Regions from separate parts of the Homo sapiens genome. Here region 2 is linked to region 1. Evidence: read pairs that join two places in POLR2A ChIA-PET (ENCODE). Cell type or tissue: Panc1. All regions are shown on one strand.

Evidence for each region. Peaks named below come from ENCODE experiments on the same cell type or tissue, not always from the same donor. Only the 100,000 strongest peaks of a DNase experiment are listed, where the experiment ranks them.
Region 2: POLR2A ChIA-PET joins it to region 1 with 6 read pairs; 2 of 35 experiments call an interaction of 5 or more read pairs at or near these places.

Annotation. Positions count from the first base shown.
Region 1 is chr11:18,576,525-18,581,524 of GRCh38, forward strand. UEVLD (UEV and lactate/malate dehyrogenase domains) reads right to left here. Exons shown (of 12, transcript NM_001040697.4): 2 at 2,200-2,284. Among named protein-coding and RNA genes, the nearest start is that of UEVLD, 9.7 kb to the right of the region's middle. RefSeq lists a silencer at 2,504-2,685. In Panc1, no CTCF peak of the experiment used is centred here; no DNase peak of the experiment used is centred here; H3K27ac peaks cover 2,643 bases.
Region 2 is chr11:18,780,632-18,785,631 of GRCh38, forward strand. All of the region lies in intron 1 of PTPN5 (protein tyrosine phosphatase non-receptor type 5), which reads right to left. Among named protein-coding and RNA genes, the nearest start is that of PTPN5, 8.7 kb to the right of the region's middle. In Panc1, no CTCF peak of the experiment used is centred here; no DNase peak of the experiment used is centred here.

The DNA.
Region 1 (5,000 bases):
CAGAAAAATAAATAAATAAATAAATAAAGTAAAATAAAATAAAAATTATGGTTTAGTAATCATGCACCTGGAAGCTTACAAGATTCTGGTCCTCCCTAAACTGCTCCTAAGATCAGTGCTTGAGATATTTTGCAGGCCCTACACTTGATGGATCAGCTGGCACCACCCAGATTGATAAACTGGCTCATCTGATCTTGTGGCCCCAACCCGGGAAGTGACCTAGAGCAAGAGGACAACTTCAACTTCCCATGATTTCATCTTCTACCTAACCAATCAGCACTCCTGGCTCACTGGCTTCCCCCCACCCACCAAGCTGTCATTAAAAACTGTTCTCACAATGCTCGGGGCGACTGATTTGAGTAACAGTAAAATTCCAGGTCTGGCACAGTGGCTCATGCCTGTAATCCCAGCACTTTGGGAGGCCAAGGTGGGTGGATCACTTGAGGTCAGGAGTTCAAGACCAGCCTGGCCAACATGGTGAAACCTCATCTCTACTAAAAATACAAAAATTAGCAGGGCGTGGTGGCATGCGCCTGTAGTTCCAGCTACTAGAGAGACTGATGCATGAGAATTGCTTGAACCTGGAAGGGGGAGGTTGCAGTGAGCTGAGATCGTGCCACTGCACTGCAGCCTGGGCAAACAGACAGTGACTACGTCTCAACAAACCAACCAACCAACCAACCTCCAGTCTCCCGCAAAAACAAACCAAAAAACAAAAAACAAACAAACAAAAAAACATTATCGCATGTAACAAAATCAGTTATAGTCACTTTTAGAACCAGAAGAAAAACTGCCAGCATTGCTTTCTAAAGCAAACTGTTAGATCAATAATTACCTTCTTTGGTTTCTCTAATTTCATTATTCTCAACCTCTTTTCAACATTCATATCTCTGAAAGTTCAACTTTCCCATCAGTAACTGGGACACACTGATAGAGAATCAACGCCCTAATCTCAGGATTGAGTACAGGAAACACTATCTCTGGTTTCAAACAATCAAACTACCTTGGAGGGGGGCCTTTGGGCCCTCATGAATGAGACTAGTGTCTTCATAAAAGAGCCCATGGTCGGGCACAGTGGCTTACGCCTGTAATCCCAGCACTTTGGGAGGCCGAGGTGGATGTATCAATTGAGGTCAGGAGTTCGAGACCAGACTGGCCAACATGGTGAAACCCCATCTCTACTAAAAATACAAGAAAATTAGCCGGGCATGGTGGTGGGTGCCTGTAATCCCAGCTACTCGGAAGGCTGAGGCAGGAGAATCGCTTGAACCTAGGAGGCAGAGGTTGCAGTGAGCTGAGATGGTGCCACTGCACTCCAGCCTGGGCGACAGAGCAAGACTCCATCTCAAAAAAAAAAAAAAAAAAAGAAAGATTAAGATAATAAAGTAAAATATTTCTTAGAAAACCAAATTCTTACTATTAGGTGAACAGAATAACTAAAACTGTTAATGATTTAGAATCAACCATATACATATGATAGGCCGAATAAAGGTCCTTTAAAGATGTCCATATCTAACCCTTGGAACCTGTGAATATGTCACCTTACTTGGCAAAGGGATTTTTTAGATGTGATTAGTGACTCTGATCACTTGGCTAGCCTTAAAAAAATTAAGGAGTCTGAGATGAAGAAATTATCCTGTATTACTGGGGTGGGTCTAATCTAATCACATTGGTCCTTAAAAGCAGAGAATCTTTCCCAGCTGTGGTCAGAGGGCGATTTGACTATAGAAGAATGGTTAGAGACATGCAACACTGCTGGCTCTGAAGATGGAGAAAGGAGACCAAGAGCCCAGGAATGTGGGTGACCTCTAGAAACTGAAAAAGGCAAGGAAACATTATCTCCCAGAGCCTCCAGAAACAAAGGCAGTTGACACCTGGATTTTAGCCAAGTCAAACCTCTAGTTTACTTTCTAAGCTATAGAAATTTGTGGTGGACTTCTTGCCTACAGAATTATAACACAGTAAACGTGTGTTTTTTAAAGCCACTAAGTTTGTGGTAGTTTGTTACAGCAGCAATAGAAAACTAATACAAGATACATTGTATTAATTTAAGCTTTCTCAGAAATTGCAGGTCATAAAGTATAGCTGAAAATCAGAGGATAAAAGAGAAAAAGAGAAATTACAATTTTGCAGCTCTTTAGGACCAAAAATTAGTAGTTCAAATAATGCAGCATTTAAACTAGAGGATATGATTCTTACCATAGGTGTCCATGGAATATTTGAAATGTGGGAAAAATACATTTACATTCCTTAGTTCTTCCACAGTTAGGTCCCTGAACTTGTACTGAAAAGAGAAAAATAAGCATGGAGTAAGAATAAAGCTGTAAGCAAAAGAACAATTGCAGTTAACTTTTTTTTTTTGAGACGGAGTCTCACTCTGTTGCCCAGGCTGGAATGCAGTGGCGGGATCTCAGCTCACTGCAACCTCCGTCTCCTGGGTTTAAGTGATTCTCTTGCCTCAGCCTCCTGAGTTGCTGGGATTACAGGCGCACGCCACCACGCCTGGCTAATTTTTTGTATTTTTAGTAGAGGCAGGGTTTTGCCATGTTGGTCAGGCTGGTCTCGAACTCCTGACCTCGTGATCTGCCTGCCTCGGCCTCCCAAAGTGCTGTGGTTACAGGCGTGAGCCACCACGCCCGGCCTGCAGTTAATATTTAACTGACAATTTACGGTGTGGTAGGCCCTGAGCTCTGCAAACAAGAATGGTATTTGATTTAATCTTTTTAACAACAACCCTACCAGGTAGGTAGGGCTTTACAACTGCTCTATAGGAGCAGGAGAAGAAAATGAAAGCTAGAGAATCAAAGTAACTTGCTGAGTCATATAGCAAGTTAAATAGTGAAGCCCGAGCTCAAATCCAGGACCAGAGTCTTTAATCTCTAAATCAAACTGCCTCCAAATACCTCCAGACAGCTTAAATGATGAGGCAGAATGGATCACCCCTCTCACCACTATGCAGGATCCAACCGTCTTTTTGGCACGGCTCATTCACTTGAGATACCTCGACTTTCCCCTCCCACCTTCCTGGCACTGCATCCTGGGTTTCAAATGGAAAACAAAAGCATGCAAGTTTTGTAGTCAGGTGTGTGAACTGCCTCTTCATTTATCCAGATGTCTTCTCAGAGATACTGACTTGGTTGTCTTGTGGGCAAAATCATTTAAATTCTTTAAGCTTATTTTCTCATCTGCAAAAATAAATAATACTTACCTCTTACACTAGTGGTTAGGTTTAAATGAAAGAAAATAAGTATATTAAGAGTTTACCATTCTGAAAATGGATTTGAGACAACAATTCCTTTTACAATGGTATCAAAAAGAATAAAATATTTAGGAATAAATTTAACAAGGTACAATACTTAGACTCTGAAAACTACAGAACATTGTTGAAAAAAATAAAATAGACCAAAGTAAATGGAAAGCATCCCTTGTTCACGGACTTGAAGACTGTATTGTTAAGATGGCAATTTTCCTCAACAGATTCAACATAATCCCTATCAAAATCCCAGCTGGCTTTTTTTTTTTTTTTTTTTTTTTGGCAAAGATTTACAGTCTCTAAAATTCATTTGGAAATTCGAGGGACCTAGAATAGCCAAAACGATCAGGAAAAAGAACAAAACAGCTGGTGGATTCATACTATAATCAAAAGACAGGTTATCATCAAAAGGAGAAAATAACAAGTGTTGGAGAGGATGTAAAGAAATCAGAACTCTCACACATACACCACTGCCAGTGGCAAAATGATGCAGCTGCTTTGGGAAACAGCCTGGTAGTTCTTCAAAAGACTAAATACAGAGTCAGGGTTACTACATGACTGAGCAATTAATTCCACTTCTAGGTATACACCCAAGAAAAATGAAAACGGGTACCTACACAAAAACTTGTATGCAATTGTTCATAGCAGCATTATTCATAATAGCCAAAAAGTGAAAACAATTCAAATGTCCATTAACTAATGAATGAATAAAATGTGGCATATCCATAAAATGAAATATTCAACCACAAAAAGGAATAAAATGCTAATATATGCTACAACATGGATGAACCTTAAAAACACTATGCTAAGTGAAAGAAACTAGACACAGGAAGTGCCTGCCTCTGGTCTTGGACAAAGACTGTGCTTCCCAGAAAAAAAAAAAAAAGAAAAATTAAAAATAAAAGAAATGAGACACAAAGGCTATATATTTTATGATTCCATGTATATGCAATATCTCCAACTGGCAAATACATAGAAACACAAAGTAGACTAGTGGAAACCTAGGATTGTGGGAGTTTGGGAGAAAATGGAAGAGGATTGCTAGTGGATCCTGTTTCCTCTCTCAGAGCCTTAAGTTGTTCACCTGCAAAAAAGATACAGCTCGCCAGGCGCGGTGGCTCACGCCTGTAATCCCAGCACTTTGGGAGGCTAAGGTGGGTGGATCACCTGAGGTCAGGAGTTCAAGACTAGCCTGACCAACATGGTGAAACCCCATCTCTAATAAAAATACAAAATTAGCCGGGCATGGTGGCAGGCGACTATAATCCCAGCTACTTGCGAGGCTGAGGCAGGAGAATCGCTTAAACCCAGGAGGCGGAGGTTGCAGTGGGCCGAGATGGTGCCATTGCACTCCAGCCTGGGCAACAAGAGCTAGACTCAGTCTCAAAAAAAAAAAAAAAAAAGATATAGCTCTACTGCCTACAAACTTCAACAGGTGTGTATGAAGGTCTTACAATTAACATATGTAAAAGTGAGATAATAAACAAAATATGTATACAATAGTAAGTACAGGCAGGAAACTACAAATTGACACAAAGAACATCTAAGTTAGAGAAAGGCCTCTGGAGAAGCTGAATCTACATTTCAGCCTAGAGTCTAGAACAGTATAGAAAATTAGTAGTTAAGCCAGGCATGGTGGCTCACGCCTGTAATCCCAGCACATTGGGAGGCCAAGGCAGGCAAATCACTTGAGGTCAGGAGTTCGAGAACAGACAGGCCAACATGGTGAAATCCCGTCTCAACTAAA
Region 2 (5,000 bases), 200 kb after region 1:
CTGGCTCAATCCTTCCCCCAGCACTTTTTGTGACTTGGAAACTGGTAATGAGCCACACCCTGTCCCGGGCTGCTCCCTGGCTCTCTTGTCCATAACTTTGGCTTCTGTAAACTTCCCAGGCTGACAAGGGGCAAGGGATAAAACCCCCTCTTTATCCCCCACGACAGAAAGCCCAGTGCAGAGGAGAAAAAAACATGGAAGGCAGGTCCAGCTCTTTCCTTTACACTCAGATTTGGAAGGAAGATGGGAAGGAAAGACCAAGTGGGAGAAAAAGAAGAAAGACATGAGTGGAAAGGAGTGAAGGAAGAGGGAAGGGCTGCTGCATGACACTCAGTACCAGGGTCATGAGAGGACAGATCAGGCCCACGATCCAGGTGGCCTTGAATCATGCTTTAGGGCTCTCACACTCTGATTATGCAACTCCTAGGCTTGACACAGAGACCTCTTTGAAAACCTTTGGAACTCACCTCCTCCAGGCAGCCTTCTGAGATTGACTCTGATCTTTGCCGCACCCCCCCGGCCCCGCCCCGGCCCCCTTGACTCCCTGAGCTGCGCTACTTTGCACTCATCCATGCCACTTCCCATGATGCTAGGTCCTCTGGGGAAGGGATGGAGGTCTCTGCCTCACTGGCAGGAAGTCAGTTTACATTTATCATCTGTAGCCAGAGATCAGACTGTCTTTTTTTGACCACTTTTTTTTTTTTTTGAGATGGAGTCTTCCTCTGTCACCCAGGCTGGAGCGCAGCGGCGCGATCTAGGCTCACTGCAGCCTCCGCCTCCCGGGTTTAATCAATTCTCCTGCCTCAGCCTCCCAAGTAGCTGGGACTACAGGAGCCTGCCACCACACCTGGCTAGTTTCTGTATTTTTAGTAGAGATGGGGTTTCACCATATTGGCTAGGGTGGTGTCAAACTCCTGACCTCAAGTGATCCACCCGCCTCGGCCTGGTGCTGGGATTACAGCCATGAGCCACCATGCCCAGCTCCAACTTTATTAGCTCCAGGGGGTGGTTCAGAATATATTTTGTATTTTAAACCCAGTTTGTCTCTAAGATAATCTTACTATAATCTTATATCAATTTCTTTAATATCAGGCTCTGTACTGAGCCTTGGGGGACACACAGATAACTAAGAGCCAGTCCCTGCCCTCCACCCAGCATTCGGCCTAGTGAGTTGAGTGAGAAATGCATTAAAGGCCCACTGAGGCTGTCTTATGGGAGCACTCAGGAGGGCACAAAAACAGAGTCTGGGAAGCTGCACAGAAGAGACCCGAAGGACAAGCAGGAGTTCACCAGATACAGGGAGGACATTCCAGGCAGGGAACACTGCAGGGCAAAGGCCCGGAGAGGTGAAAGCACAAGGTATGCCAGGCAGACGAGGCAGCTCAGTGTAGCCACAGAGTAGACGTAAGAGGGACTCTTGTCACACAGCAGACGGCTTCATGAATCAGCCTAAGACACACTAACTTTGACTCACAGGCCATTTTTTCTCAGGGGGACAGAGGCAGGTATTGCCATGCTAGTTGGCATTTAGAAATCTGTGTGTGTATTGGGGGTTAGTGGGGAAAACGTGACAACGTGGATGGATCTCAAAAACTATGTCTTTTTTTTTTTTTGGAGATGGAGTCTCGTTCTGTCACCCAGGCTTGAGTGCAGTGGCATGATCTTGGCTCACTGCAACCTCCACCTCCCAGGTTCCAGGGATTCTCCTGCCTCAGCCTCCCGAGTAGCTGGGACTACAGGTGTGTACCACCATGCCCAGCTAATTTTTGTATTTTTAGTAGAGATGGGATTTCACCATGTTGGCTAGGCTGGTCTCGAACTCCTGACCTCAGATGATCCACCCGTCTTGGCCTTCCAAAGTGCTGGGGTTACAGGTATGAGCCACTGCGTCTGGCTTCTTAAAAACTATTTCATGACACAAAAGAGCATGTACTATATGATTCCACTTATATGACGATTAGGAACAGACAAAATCCATCTACAATGATAGAAATTGGAATAATCGTTATCTCTGAACTTTTGCGGGTGATGGAAATCTTCTGAGTCTTGCTCTTGGTGATGGTTATATGAGCTCATGCAGTTGTCAAAATGCACTGAACAGAACACTTAAGATCTATACATTGGACTGCTTGTAAAGTAAACCTGAAGAACATGTGTGAGCATTTTTGGTTGTTATAATGACTGAAGGGTGCTCCAGGCAAATATATAGGAGATGGGGCCAGGGATGCTTTTACATCAAAGAACTCTCCCACCCAAAGGCCAGTAGGTCCCTGTTGAGAAATACGGCTGCAAGCTATGGGGAGCCACAGAAGGATGGAAACACCAGAGACTTGGCCACATCTGTACTTTGGTAAGACAGGGCTCTGTGGTGGTGGGAGTATCTTGGGACAGTGATGTGGCACAGAAGGTGGATATATGATTTTCACTGCCACTCCTAGGCCTCGTATTTGCCTAACTCTTAGCCCACTGGCCTGATGCTGCCCCGAAGGGGCCCCAGGAGGTCCCTCTGAGGTACCTCAGATGCTGACCAGCTAGGGAAGTAGCAGAGGCAGCAGATGGCAGTGGGAAATGGCAATGCCTCACCCCCAGCCTCCCTGCCTCATGATAAGCAGCAAGGATGATAGAAGTGATCATCTTCCTCTGAAGTGGAGTCTCAGTGAAGGGGTCTCCCTGAGTGTCTAGAGTCCCTGGAAGCAGGGCTGAACGCTACTGCTGCTACTATAGGAAAGCACTGTTTTACATCATGGGCTAAAGAAGAACACAGCTGACTTGCGTGAAAATACTCACCTGACCCCTGCCTTCGGAAAGCCTTCTCTGACCTCCGTCCTGGGCAGGTGTCTCTCCTGTGTTCCCACAGCCCTACAGAGCACAGTTACTGCCTAGGTTTAAATTCTGGCTCTGACTCTTGCTGTGCGTACCTGAAATAGAGTTACTCAAGCTCTCTGTTTCCTCACCTGCAAATTGAGGATAACAGAAACCGTCTTCACTGAACTGTCACCAAGATTGAGATAATGTAGTAAGCACTCAGTAAGAGTGAGTGCTTATGATGAGCCTAGAATGCATCAGTACAGACCACTGTTGCCAGGTGACTCCTCTGGCACCTCCACTAGACATTAAGCTCCTTGCGGGCAGGGTCCTTGTGGTCGTGTTGATTGCTGAGGGCCTTGTGTCCACCACAGTGCCTGGTACAGTAAATACTTGCATGCTTGAATCAATTCCACCCACTAAGATCTCTCCTGAGAGCTTTCTTTTTCCACCCACAATGCCTCTAAATCACAACAATTCTTCAGAAACGGAGTCAGACTCATTTGTATTCTGTTCCCTCTTCTCTCTTCTCTGTTACCTCCATGGCCATGCAGAACCCAAACAACATTTAGTTTTTAAATTAACAGCTTCTTCCTGGACTCTCTATTCCTAAGACTTCACTCAGTGGTCTTCATACTGGGCACACAAAAATCCTTTTTAAAAAATGCACCCTGCACCTCTCAAAAAGTGAAACACAGAATGATCATACGATCCAGCAATTCCACTGCGAGGTATATACCCCAAAGAATTGAAAGCGGGGGCTCAAACAGATCCTGGCACACCAATGTTCATAGCCGTATTATTCACAATAGCCAAAAGGTGGAAACAGATGAATGGCCAAACAATGTGGTATATCCATACAATGGAATATATTCAGCTTTGAAAATAAATGAGATTCTGATATATGATACCACAGAGACGACCCTTGAAAACATTAGGCTAAGTGAAAGAAGCCAGACAAAAAAAGACAAACATGATGCCACTTACACGAGGCACCTAGAATAGGTGAATTTATGGAGACAGAAAGTAGAACGGAGGTCACCAGAGGCTGGGGGAGATGGGAATGAGGAATTAGTATTTAATGAGTACAGCGATTCAGTCTGGGAAGATAAAAAGATTCTGGAGATGGACAGTGGTGATGGTTGTATAACACTGTAAATATACTTAACGCCACAAAATTATACAGTTAACATTGGTTAAAATGGTAAATTTCGTGTTATGTGTATTTTACCACAATTTAATAAAAGCCTCCCACACCAAACAAACAAAACACTGGAAGGACAGACTTCCCTCTGAAATCTGACAGAGCTGCATGTCCCTCTGCCACCCCTAGGGCTCTGTGACCTTGACCCCCTGGCCCATGATCTATCTTCCTCTCCATCCTCTCCTTGGTTCCAACTCTTGGGTTCCCTGTTCTTTTTCTTTTTTTCTTTTTGAGACAGGGTCTCACTCTGTCACCCAGGCTGGAGTGCAGCGGCGCTATCTTGGCTCACTGCAACCTCTGCCTCCTGGGTTCAAGCAATTCTCATGCCTCAGCCTCCTGAGTAGGAGGGGCTGCAGGTGTGCGCCACCATGCCTGGCTAATTTTTATATTTTTACTAGGGACAGAGTTTCACCGTGTTGGCCAGGCTGGTCTCAAACTCCTGACCCCAAATGATCCCCTGCCTCAGCCTCCCAAAGTGCTGGGATTACAGGCATGAGCCACTGCACCAAGCTCCCTGTTCTTTTTCTACTCCAGACGCCAGGGCCACGACATGTTCTTTTCCTTGCACCCCTCTTTAACCACCTTGATCCCATCATATCTCTTGAGGGTGCTTCAGATGGATGCTTTGAGACTCTGAGATGGAAAAGCTATGTGCCTGGAGATGCTCATTATTGACTATGTGCAACAATAAAGACATAGTTAAATAAAGCAGGGGTCAGCCAACCAAGTATAAACAGAGAAGTCATGACAAAATGTTAAGTGAAAAATGCAGGCTATAAACCTATATGTGGACTAATTTCAACTATTACAAAATACAGATTTACAGAAAACATAGAATAGGGCATATAAAATGATGGTTCATCTTACGTTTGTTCTCTAGCATGGAGTATGGTTATTTTCACAACTGTAATTTATAATTTATACCAGACAACATCTTTAGGCAGATGATGAAATACACACATTGTTAGTTTTGCAAGAATCTTCAGAATTG